3 separate regions of the Homo sapiens genome follow, and regions 1 and 3 are each linked to region 2. Evidence: chromatin contacts called from ENCODE Hi-C or POLR2A ChIA-PET data. All regions are on one chromosome and are shown on one strand. Each heading gives the region's core, a stretch centred on a gene start or an enhancer-like site at or near the end of the contact. The rest is flanking DNA. Distances are from core to core; before and after follow the strand shown. Region 1 overlaps LRRC30 (leucine rich repeat containing 30). Region 2 holds the start of RAB12 (RAB12, member RAS oncogene family). Region 3 holds the start of RAB31 (RAB31, member RAS oncogene family).

Region 1 (3,768 bases), core at 49-2,548, 1.4 Mb after region 2:
TAATGAATGGCCCTCAAAATGCATATTCAGTATATGCTTTGAGCCATATGAAATACACTTTCAAAATGCAATATTCATTGCCAAAAGAAAAAGGTTGAGTTTAATGCATCTGTACAAATAGTGACAGCATTCCCTCTTTTATCTCTTTCCAGCACAAGCATGACTTTACTGTGAAATCCAGGTGCAGTCATGAAGTCGTTCTCTTTCCTTACTCCAGAAAGGCAGTCTATTAACTAAAGCCCAAGAATGGAGTGCATTTCTCTGTTAACCATTTATTAAGTCAACAAGCTAAGTAATGACTACATTTTTCTTTCTAATGTGCCTGCAGTATTATGCATTTAGCAATATTATTCCTTGAACAGATGTGTCTTTTCACAGTCGTCTTCCTTTCCTATGAACATAGGATTTCTTCATAATTGTATGCCTGTAAGCTGCAACTGTTTCGAAAGGTGCTTCTGAACACACACTGAGATCCCTCCATACTGAGAGCCAAGTGACATGAAAACCAAAACATCATCAAGAATGGGAGCAGCCAGCTCCCCACATCAAGCACCCAATTAGCTCGTATTCTTTGGCTAAGTATACTCCGCAGCCAATCCAGTCACCTCAGTGCTTTGATTTCAGAAGCTTTAGAAATACCTGGAGTTACTTGAATGTGGCAGTATTCAAAATACAACAGATAAGGAAGAAGCATTTCACAATCAGTCAGCAAACTATAGGATTTGACAGCGAAGACACTGAAGGTTATATCAAATTGTTTCCGCGTTCACATTTTGAATAACTAAGCACATTAACCAGTTTTGTGCTCAGCACTTCCCTTTATCAATAAAAAGGAGTATTCACAAAGAATCAATATCTAAAGCACATCGGGCAACTACTACACTTTTATGATTTCCTCAATGCTGAGTGTTAACAAAGAAAACCTTGCTACTATACTTTTGAAAGACACCAATGGAAGCTGACAACCAAATTGATATCATTTTTTTTCTTATAAAAAGTATAATGAGCTCTTGGGTCACCTTCAAAATATGGTCACATTCTTTCCCTGGAGTAGAGTTACTGTGGGATCAAGTGACTGAAAAGGCTAGGAGAGGAAATAAAATGATTGCTCAGCAGGACAAGTGCGGTGCTGCTGTCCTCGCCTGCGTCTCTGCCCACAGCAAGGTCATGGAAATTCAGCGTGAGCCCAAGTGGTTCTTCAGCAGCAGACACTCATGGGCATGATCCTGGCACTTGCTAGTGTTTGTCTGACAGCTGCGTGTGCTTCAGCCAAGGCTGCAGTAAGTGACCTACCAGGTTCTGCGGAGGAAGCCTGGCCCTACCATTCCCCATTGAGTCAGGAGGTCAAGTGAGAATTCCACTGATGTCTTTAAATAGTCTTGCCTGCAACAAGCTAACATGGGGGAGAATTCTGGAGTGTGCCTGGATGTGCCTGGCAGGGATAGGCAGGTCTCCAGTTGCTGCTAGAGGGGGAATTTGGAGGAGACTTCCTTAGCTGCCTCCAAATGATACCGGTAAGGTCTGTGTGCAATGGTTCAACAGAAGACCTCATGCACAAATGTGCTAATGGAACTATGGTATCTGGTGATAATAGCAGAAATTGGCTTCCTTCTTTTACGGGTGGGAAAATTGAATTGGGGTCTGTTGGGAAAAAATCACTTGCTCTATGAATAAGCTATACGGACCCCCTTTGAACAGCTTTTAGAAAAAGCAAGTATTTTTCACAGTAAAATTGCCTAAGCTCAGAACCTGAGAATGAGCTAGCCACTGCCTCAACACTCCGCTGCTCTTTCCAAATCAGGCGAGTGCAGAGGTGGGGAGGAATTAGGGTTTGATGGCTGCAGGGAATGAAGGGGTTGACTGATTTATCCCAGCTGTGCTATTTGCTTACTGTTCTCTGGTTACTGAGACTTTGGAGCTCAGTCTAGTCTACGCCCTATAGTGTGTTATTCTTGCCTCAGCCCATTGTTTGTATCCTTCTTGAGCAGGGATCACATCTTGCTGCACGTTGTAGAAACCACGTGGGTCTCTCTCCTTCTCCAACCTGGGAGCTCTGTGGTAGGAGGAGCAGGTGTTGTTCTTCTCAGGTTTCCCGCCCAGTGTCCGGACCGGAAAAGGTGCTAATAAATATAAGTTAAATTGAATTAAACTAGGAATACTGAGAAGTTATACAAGTGTTGGCAGCAACCCCAAATGCTAAGTCTTGGTATCATTTGCTATAATTTTGCAGACAAATGTGCCAAGAGATCAGAACAATTGGCTCTTTGTAGACCTGAAGGTACTTGATTTTCTTCAGTGTCATCTTTTCATTCTGATTCTGTAGCTCTAAACCAATATTAATGCCATGTGGCTCTTGGCTGCTGCCAGAGCAGTGAGGTCCAGTGACCTTTGGTGCAGGAACTCTGTCACTGCTTGCCCTGGTGTCTGTATTTCACTAACAGCTGTGTGCTCTTAAAATAAAAAAACAAGCTTCGTGTTTTTATAGAGACTTTTTTCCAAGGAGCTTTTAAATGTCACTAAACTCATTTTTTTTTTAACGTTAACATGGGAAAGTCAATATTACCCTCCTCCAAATTGTAAAAGGGTGATTACTTTTTTGCATGACTTGTCTATGTCTTTCCCCTCTTTTCTGCCTTTTGGTCATTGTTGGCCAAATTATCCCATTTAGTAGTTTATCTCTGAGAGGGCAGATGTAGTCATGGAGAAGTGAAATTAAAATGGGATCATTTGATGATTGCCTAGTGTCTAGCAAAGAAGTTCAAGGACATGACAATGAGTGGGACAGGACTGGGAAGGAAGGTTGAAATACACATTATATCAGTTCATATTTAATATCTGAAAGCCATCCTTCTACCCATTTACTCACCACCAGACATAAGCATGAGTGGCTTGGTTATTCCTCTGTAGCCGCATGAAAGAAAAATTTCCTATGATTGTCCCCCAGAACTCAAGGCGAAAACTCTGCCTCTTTTGGTCACTGGGGACAGAGCCCACTGTGGTTTGCCTTTTGGTCCCAAGTAATGTTTCACAGAGGCTGATGGAGGAACGTGTCTTGCCGTTGCCACCTGGCCACAGGTTGCTGATTCAAGGGCAGAAACTATCTGAAACCAGGTTTCAGCACCTCATACTGTACTTGGCACACAGTACTTAGCAAATATTTGCCTTTTGAATTACATTGAATTCAGACCTGTTAGGTGTCCACTCTCCCAAGGGCTGAATCTCACTGCTCCTCAGAAGAATCAGAACTGTTAGTTCTCTTTGGGGAAAACCAACCCCCTGTTTCAATTTATGTTTAGGATGAGATGAACATGATATTCCAGAGGTTATTAAGAACATACAGAGTTAAAAACAATCACCTCCTTAACGTGGATGTTCAACAGCGACTTAGCAAATATTAACAAAGGTATTGTCAGACACTAAGGATGAGAGTAGAAAGCTGAGACGAGAGAAGTACCCCGGTTGACAGAGTCCAGATGAGCTGCCTCCCATCCAGGCCTCCGGGACCCAGGTCAGGTGTGTTTTTTGTCCTTCAGGTAGCCGAAGAGCATCTCCAGGCCCCCCTCCACCAGCTCCGGCAGAGGCTTGGATAAAGGGTTGTGGGAAATGTGGAGCCCTTTGTCCATGGGATTCCAGGCGATCCTCACCAGTCTACACAGCAGGTGGAGTTCGCTCGGGAGGGTCTGGATGTCATTGTTGTTGAGGTTCAGCAGCTCCAGGCTGGTGACCAGGCAAAGCGACCTCGGGAAGGAGTGGATGTTGTTGCCCTCT
Region 2 (3,698 bases), core at 460-2,959:
AACATATGGTACAGACATCACAAATATTTCCAAAATGATCTATTCCAAAAAAGCATTAAGGGAAGTAAGTTCTTGAAAACAAACCAAGAAAGACAGTACAAAAATTGGAGGTTTCACTTTCCAATAAGACACTTTAAATGTAGTACTGTTTTGTTACATGACAATTTCAAATCAAGTCATCTCAAAATCGTACTGACAGCCTTGGAACTACCACTGGTTATAACACTATTAATAAATAGAATTACATGAAATTATGCTTTTAATTCTATCAAATCTCCTGACTACTCAGTTTCTTGGACCGCCCCTGGGGAAATCTCTCACTTCCTATCACGGAAGTGACTGCCCTTTATTTTAAAGAACGGGGTTCTCCTAGTTTGGACATCTTTTAAGGGGTTTTCCATAGAAACAACTGCTACCCACATCCAACTGAGAAATCTCAATGTCAAGTCCTCTAAGCATGACTTAATTAAAAAAATTTCCCCTGCAGTTTCCATTTCAGATCCACGGCTGTTTTCCTCCTTGACCCTGGAGCGTTCCTGTACTTACTTCACTCCTGTCCCTCACCGAAAACAGCGGTACTGGAGGAATCAACCCCATGCCCGCCAGTCACCGGGTTGTTTGAGGTCATGGATAAATACAGCTGAAGCTCCTCTGCCCCGTACGTACGGCTAGCACGAGAAACTTACTGTAGTTTTAGTTTTAACATTCTCCATAGGTGACTTTAAACTTCATTTCTTGAAAATGGGTTCAAAATAAGAAAACTGCCCTGGTTGCGCAGGGATCACACCCGCAGCAGACGGCGCGCGCTGGCCTTGGCGGGCCGGGCGAGAGCGGCCTTAGGCGTTCACTCCCCTGCCTGCCTGCGCTCCACTCGAACCCAGCTTTTTCTTGGGCGAGTATGCTAAGGGCCGAAGTTTCCGTGGAGAGCCGCCCCCACAGGCCCCGGGGGCTGCCAGGACCTCTGAGGCAGGGCCGGGGGCCAAGGGCAGGTCTGCCCGGAGGCGGCACGAAAACCTCTGCCAGGCTTTGGGATTGGGATGCAGGGCGCTCCAAGGAGACCCCCGCCCCTAGTTTCACCGAGAGGCCCATCCCCGAAAGACTCCCAGGCTCGATGAGACTCGAAGCCCACGGGGCGAAGGGCACCTGCCCGGGCGCCAGGAGGCCCGGCCCAGGGTCGCCGTGGCGCCCTTACCCACGGTGGACTTGCAGGCCTCGCAGAAGGTGTCGTCGGTGAAGCGCTCCATCAGGCTGGTCTTGCCCACGCCGCGGGAGCCGATAATGATGACCTGCAACTTGAAGTCGGCCGGCCTGGGGGGCTGCTTCCTCCGGCGGCCCTGGCCGCCCGACAGCGCCGGGGAGCCCGCGCCCAGACCGCCGCCGCCCCCGGCCCGCCTCTGCAGCGCGGCGCCCGGATCCATACACGCATGCGGCTCCCGCTCGGCCCGCCGCCCGCCGCCGCCCGCCCCCCGGCTGCGCGCCCCGGGCCCCGGCGCCCCCTCGGCCTCCGCCGCGCGCGGGGGGTCGGCCCCGGGCTCGGCTTCCGCCCGCTGGAGCGGCCCCGGCGGCCCGTGGGCTCCGCGCTGCAACTGCGCCGCCGGCCGGCTCTCTGCGCCCGGGTCCCCTCCTCCTCCTCCTCCGCCGCTGCCGCCGCCGCCGCCGGGAGAGGAGGAAGGGAAGCAGCTACTCCGCAGTAGCGGCAGCAGCATCCCGGACGAGGAGGGGCAGGAAGCGCAGGCGCGGGCGGGGCGGCTGGCCGCGAGGGGCCGGAGGCGGGCGGGTGGGCGCCCCCTGCCGGCGGGAGGACCGCGCGCCCGGGCCTCGGTTGGGTACTGCGCGCGGAGCTTTCCCGCAACCCGCGCCGCTCTTTCCCTGCCTCTGCTCGCCTGCCCGCCCCCGCTTCCCTCCCTCTTCCGCCGGCTCTTTCATCTTTTCTTCCTCTTATCTCTTCCCTTTTCCCCCTTTTCACTCCTCCCTACTCGGCTTTCACTCTGACCCGCATTTATAGTTAACACAAGAAACTTAGTGTGGTTTTAGTCTTAAAATTCTCCGTAGGCAATTTTGAACTTCAGCATTCCGGTGCATCATGAAAATGGGTTCAAAATAAGAAAAAGAACCCTGGTTGACAGTGAAAACACTCCCATGCGCACAGTCCCCAAACACCATGCACATGTTTTCGCCCCCGCGCGCTCGGTGTAGCTGGAACGCTGGAAAGGCCCCGACCTGAGGCCGCGCCGCCGGGCCGCCTGCGCTGCGTTCGCGTCTACACCAGCGCTCTCTCACAAACACCAGCGGGTGCAAGCCCCCGCACCCTCTACCGGGCCGTGGCACTGCTCGGTCTCTCTCCGTCACGTCTGTCTCCCATTTTGCACGGAAACGCGCGAAATCAGTTATTTTTAACTCTGATCGCTGTCTCACTCAGAGTTCAGAAGTTTTTATGCTGTTTAATTTTTAAATTAAGTAAATGGCATACTCCTTTGGGGGAATAAGCGAGTTAAAACTCAAACAGTGCGAGAAGATTGAAACTTTAGGAATTATGGACTCGGGTCGTATGTTTTGCCATTTCTGTTTGGAAGGATTTAAGGATACAGAAAATCACTGCTGATTCCTTGCCAGAGATTTGTTTAGCAAATTCCTCAGCTTGAACTTGAGCATCTCAGAACACAGGGTTCTGAATATGATAGGGGCTGGCAACATTTGCCGAATGATCACGTTACCCACAAAATTTCAGCTGTGCTGTATTTAGAACTAGGTTTAGTAATGCACAGTACACGCATATGTTACACAGCAAACCTGATTTGTAAAAATCTAGCGTTGCCCACAGTGTAGATTGGAAGTTTACATCTATGAGAGCATTCTTAACTGTGCAGTCACTGTAGGGATCTTTATAATATGAATTCTGAGAATATGTAAAATATGATCCCTCTATATTATTTGAAACACAGATCCATCACTTACCATCACGGAATTTACTTTCTTTCTTTCCTTCTTTCTTTCTTTTTCTTTCATTTTGTTTTGTTTTGATTTTGAGACAGCCTTGCTCTGTTGCGCAGGCTGGAGTGCAGTGGTGCGATCACAGCTCACGGCAGCCTGGAACTCCTGGGCCCAAGTGATTTTCCTTGCTTAGCCTCCTGAGCCGCTGAGACCACAGGCACGTGCCACCACGCCTGGCTAATTTAAAAATTTTTTGTACAGTTGGGGTTTTGGTTTGTTAACCAGGCTAGTCAACAGTGTGAGACCCTGAACTGGCCTCAAGTGATCCTCCCACCTCAGCCTTCCAAAGTGCTGTGATTACAGGCATGAGCCACTGTGCTCCGCCGCAGAACATTTCTTAGCTGTGGGTTTCTCTTCTGTTCTATGAGAATGAGAGTAGTGGCCCCTCCTTTCCTCTAGCATTGTTAGGAAAAAAGCAACTAACAATCTCTGCAGTCTGCTGCAACCATAAGGCACTATATAAATGTAAGGGATTAAAGAAACTGATTTATGCATGGCTTTTCAGGAATACTGTGATTTTACAAAGCAAGACGCATCTGCAAAGGTAATCTCAAGATTTTTAATTTGGTCCATTCTGATTAATAGCACCGCCTGTCTTAATAGGCAGATGCATGTGGCATGGCTTGTGGGGCTGAAGACCTTCTTGCCCAAAATAAAATATCTTCCCCATAAGGTAGATCTGTAGTTTCTGCCACTAGAATAATTAA
Region 3 (4,112 bases), core at 1,415-3,914, 1.1 Mb before region 2:
GATTTCAATAAAACTGAAACTTACAGCCACCCTCAAAAAAAAAAAAAGGAAGCCACAAATGTGGTGTGATATGACTGATGTTTCTTTTCTTTTGTTTTCTTTTCTTTGAGATAGAGTCTCACTCTGTCGCCCGGACTGGAGTGCAGTGGCGTGATTTCGGCTCACTGCAACCTCCACCTCCCAGGCTCAAGCGATTCTCCTGCCTCAGCCTCCCGAGTAGCTGGGATTACAAGCATGCGCCGCTACCGCCCAGCTAACTTTTTTTTGTATTTTTAATAGAGACGGGGTTTGACCATGTTGGCCAGGCTGGTCTTGAACTCCTGACCTCAAATGATCCCCCCGCCTCAGCCTCCCAAAGTGCTGGGATGACAGGTGTGAGCCAACGCGACCGGCCACGATTGATGTTTCAAAGCCTCCGTCTGCCCAGAAACCTCTTCTTTCTCTGCTTTGGCATGGTTCTTCCAACTCCAAGTTCAAATTCCTACACACAGAACTGGCAAAGGTAAGGCACTGTCTGCAGGAAGCCACTCAAAGAGTGTGTATCTTTCTTGGAGATAAAAGAAGTAAAGAGATTTCCTCCAGCTTCCTCCTCTCCCAGGTTTGCTAATTGGCACCCTGAACTCATAGATTAGCAGGAAATGGTAACATGTATCTTAAGAGATCATCTGGTGTAGTCCTCTGCCTAAAGGGGGAACATGTTATTATGCCCATTTCATAGATGAGGCCACTGAGTTGCTTTGCTAAAACGACACAGCTCTTTGGTGGGAAAGAACGAGAGCCTAGGTTTCCTGCCTCTTGACACAGGGTTCTTGCCACCTGATCAGTGTCCTGGTAGGAGGACATAGAGACCTGTCCCTAAACACCGAAACTGAAAATAAGGGGTCCTGTGACACGGCAGGGCTTGGACCACCTCAGTAAAAGTCAAGAGAAAAGAGTTGCAGAAAAAAAGGCAAAAATATGTCCTATTTCACCTTTCCCAAGGCCAGTCCTGACAAACACGGCACATCAAGGCTGCCTCTTCATTCCTTGGAACACGACATTCCTTCTAAGTCTCTGAAGGCCTTTCCTGAGGCTGAAATGGCCCCTCAAGAGGGAAGCATGGGATTCCTGGAATTTATGTCTGGAAATATTAGAGGGCCTGGGGAACAGGAAAACCCACTCCTGCCACACAAAAAGGTCAACAGAGAAAGACCAGACTAGATCCTGGCTGTGGCTGAGCAAGTCGGGGGAGGTGGGGATCTGTGCGGATCTGTGCCAGGGGCTAGCAGGGAGGGCAGGGCCTTCCCAGATCCTCTGGAATTCTAAGCCAACCGGACAATCGAGTTAGCGTAAGGGATGGTTTTGGAAGAGGCCGGTGATGGGAGCCGATGATGGGAGCCTGCCGGAGGTTCCACAAGAGCCTAGAGGAAGCCTAGAGACGCTGGCACAATTCAGTCCTCACCGAAATCATTTCCTCTTTCTACAGTTCTTGTACCCCCATCTTGACAGATCAGTTCGCACAAGAATGCGACCCTTTCGCTGCCCTTTTTTAGGAAATGGTTTTCATGAGACCAGCTTTGCCAATGACACGGGCGGGTACACCAGATGCTAATGGCTGCTGAAAACGCCCTTAGAACCGGCTCTTCTTTTAGAAGAAGGAATTCTGGAATGCGGAGTGGGCCCCCGAAAGGAAGCGACCCTACGTTTATCTGAATTCCCAGGGGCGGTTCGCCAGCGGCTCCCTGCGTCCTCGCCGGGTCCCCTGTCTGCAGTCCCCGGGCCGCACGGATTGACTGCTTTTTTGTTTCTGGCTGCTTTAAGGCTTCTTCGGGCGGAGAAAACCCCACTTTAGGGGAGTGATGGTGGGGAGGACTTTCCCAGGCAGCTTCTTTCACCCGCAGCAGGGAAGTTTGCAGGGCGCGCTCCGCACAGGTCACTGCCTCACCTTCCACCCCGGCCGCGCCCTCGGCTTTCACCCCCTTGGCTGGGTTCGCTTTTGGTTTTATTTTTCTGTTTTACGTGAGTAAATCAATTGCCCCCAGGAGGCAAAAGAGCACTCAGCGACTTGGCTGAGCAACTTAAACTTTCTGCCGGAAGGAAACTATCAAAAGCGGAGGAGAAAGCCCTCGGGGCCCCAGACTCGCCGCCACTGCCCCGTCCCCGCTGGGGGTCCCCGCGAGGTCGCCGCGGATCCGGGGACTCGCGGGCCGGGAGGAAAGAGCGGAGTAAGCCCGGGGCAGGCTCGGACCCGGACCCCGGCAGGGTGAGAGCGGGGGCGGACCAGAGGGGCGCACGGACGGCGGGGAGGCGGAGAACAGGCGGGGTGCGGAGAGCGAGGGGCGCGGAGAGCGAGGGGCGCACGGACTAGGGGAGCCAGGGGGACCCGGGGAACCAGGGGGCGCGCGGACGAGGGGGACGGGGGCTACGAGAGGGGTGCGGAGAGCGAGGGGATCACGGGGACTGAGCGCGCAGGGAATAGGGGAGCGAAGGGGCGCGAGAGCGCGGGCCGGGGTCCGCCGGCGGGTGGCGGCCAGGACTCACCCCGAGAAGGCACACTTTGAGCTCCCGTATCGCCATCATGTGCTCGCAGCCAGGCAGTGCCGGGGCTCAGCAGCATCCTCCGGGGCCGCCGCGCCCGCGCCCCGCCGGCGTCTCTCGCCTCTGCCCCTCGCTCGCGCCGCCCGCGGGCGGAACCGCCGCCGCTGCTATTTCTGGGCCGCCGGCCCCGCCGCGGTGGGTCACGTGGCCGCCGGCCGGCTCCTCCCGGGCGCGTCGGGTCCAGCCTCGCCGGCCCCCAGCTCCCAGGAACGCCCCCGGACGGCGTCAGCCACCCGGGACCTGCGGCGTCGCCGGCGGATTGCCTCCGCCCTCGGACCAGCCCCGCGCGGGTCGGCCTCCCCCAGCGCCCTCCGGCATCCGCCCCTCCCGGCCCCGCCTGGCCGCAGGGCCCGGGTGGGTAGGAAGGACTGGACCGGCCCTGTGGAGACCTGGCCCCACTACCAGCGGGTCCCTGAAGATGCCATTCTCATCTGGAAAGCGAATGCTCTCGGCCGAGGCCGTTTGCGTGGCAGCGCGTGGAGGTCTGCGGGGGTCCCATCCTCAAGCGACATTCTGGGTCCCACGCAGAAAAAGTCAGGCCACTGAAGGGGCCGCTGTGAGGACAGGGGTGAGGAGAAGGGGGCTAACTTTTCGGCCTGCCTTTCTCGACGTTCCTAATACCCGAGCTTCCGTTTAACATATGTGTGGCTCTTCAGCTCAGCCAAGTTCATTTTTCTGTATGCAGCTGAAAATGATTCTAGAAGCAAAACTCGCTGTCCGTGTCTGAAACGGGAAACTTGCTTTCTGGAGCAAAAGTCTTTTTCTCAGTAGAGCAAATCCTGCAACTCGTGTGGGCAGAAACCCAGTCCTCAGAGGTACAGGTAGAAACGTGGAGATCCCAGCAGACCCCTGCATCGTTCCTAACTGGGAAATGAGCAGAGTCTGTGGCCGCACACAGTCGGGGAGGCTTGGGTAACTGTGTTCTCTTCTCCATGTATGGCCTAGAGCACCTCATCCACTCGGATGACTTCATTCGTTGCTGCTACAGAAATGTCAGCCTTTTCAATGTAATCTATCTGAACAATTCACTGGCATTTCAGATGGGAAATGTTTTTTTAAAAACTGATTTTTTGAAACTTCATCTCCTATCCCAAACTCTCAGGCCTCTCTCTTAACCTTCCAATTTTAATCAATGGCATTTCCATTCTCCTAGCAGACCACCCACCGTGATCATCTGGCTTTGTTCTTACGGAAGCCAGGTTGAAGCTACCCAGTACCCAAGTAGCCCCATCCAATGGGAAATTCCAAATCAAGGCCTCCAAAGAGATAAGTCCTGGAATACAGGAGTCAAAATGGGCCCCGAAACAGACAATTCACAATTAAATTCCCCAGAAGAGCAGGAAGTTTGCCCTCGAGGTGCAGGCTTGTAGAGATTACTCAAATGGACTAAACTGTACAAAAGGCAGCCATGGACAAGTTACAGGTCCATTGTATCAGTATCCGTCCTTGACTCTGTATCCAAAGCAGAGTCTTCTATGTGGGCAGGGTAAAAAGAGGCTTCCCCAGAATCAAACAGTCCTGATCACAATATCTCC

Evidence for each region. Hi-C counts contacts between places; a loop is a spot of excess contacts on that map. ChIA-PET counts read pairs that join two places held with the same protein, here RNA polymerase II (POLR2A). Pooled maps may share reads with other maps.
Region 1: a pooled map of psoas muscle shows a loop between it and region 2 (5-fold over the local background). The contact joins the enhancer-like site here to the promoter of RAB12 in region 2. A Hi-C loop is called at or near these places in 1 of 168 maps with a recorded cell type or tissue (gastrocnemius medialis) and 5 of 50 pooled maps. POLR2A ChIA-PET finds 5 or more read pairs at or near these places in 2 of 52 experiments (H1 and MCF 10A).
Region 3: a pooled map shows a loop between it and region 2 (6-fold over the local background). The contact joins the promoter of RAB31 here to the promoter of RAB12 in region 2. A Hi-C loop is called at or near these places in 9 of 37 single-sample maps with no recorded cell type and 6 of 50 pooled maps.

The regions. Positions count from the first base shown.
Region 1 is chr18:7,231,786-7,235,553 of GRCh38, reverse strand. It overlaps LRRC30 (leucine rich repeat containing 30), which reads right to left. Exons shown (of 1, transcript NM_001105581.3): 1 at 3,510-3,768. The coding sequence ends at 3,510. Among named protein-coding and RNA genes, the nearest start is that of LRRC30, 2.6 kb to the right of the region's middle. Within about 2 kb of position 1,298, at least 6 of the 41 ENCODE cell types and tissues checked have a DNase peak (open chromatin) inside an H3K27ac peak, as active enhancers do; they include gastrocnemius medialis, where a contact is called at or near this core.
Region 2 is chr18:8,607,448-8,611,145 of GRCh38, reverse strand. RAB12 (RAB12, member RAS oncogene family) reads right to left here and starts at 1,709. Exons shown (of 6, transcript NM_001025300.3): 1 at 1,193-1,709. The coding sequence starts at 1,706. RefSeq lists an enhancer at 422-471 and silencers at 922-1,221, 1,652-1,881.
Region 3 is chr18:9,706,853-9,710,964 of GRCh38, reverse strand. RAB31 (RAB31, member RAS oncogene family) reads right to left here and starts at 2,664. Exons shown (of 7, transcript NM_006868.4): 1 at 2,521-2,664. The coding sequence starts at 2,559. LOC124904244 (a long non-coding RNA gene) reads left to right here and starts at 2,993. Exons shown (of 2, transcript XR_007066281.1): 1 at 2,993-4,112. It overlaps LOC105371981 (a long non-coding RNA gene), which reads right to left and starts at 2,293. Exons shown (of 2, transcript XR_935131.2): 1 at 972-2,293. RefSeq lists silencers at 2,070-2,299, 2,400-2,969.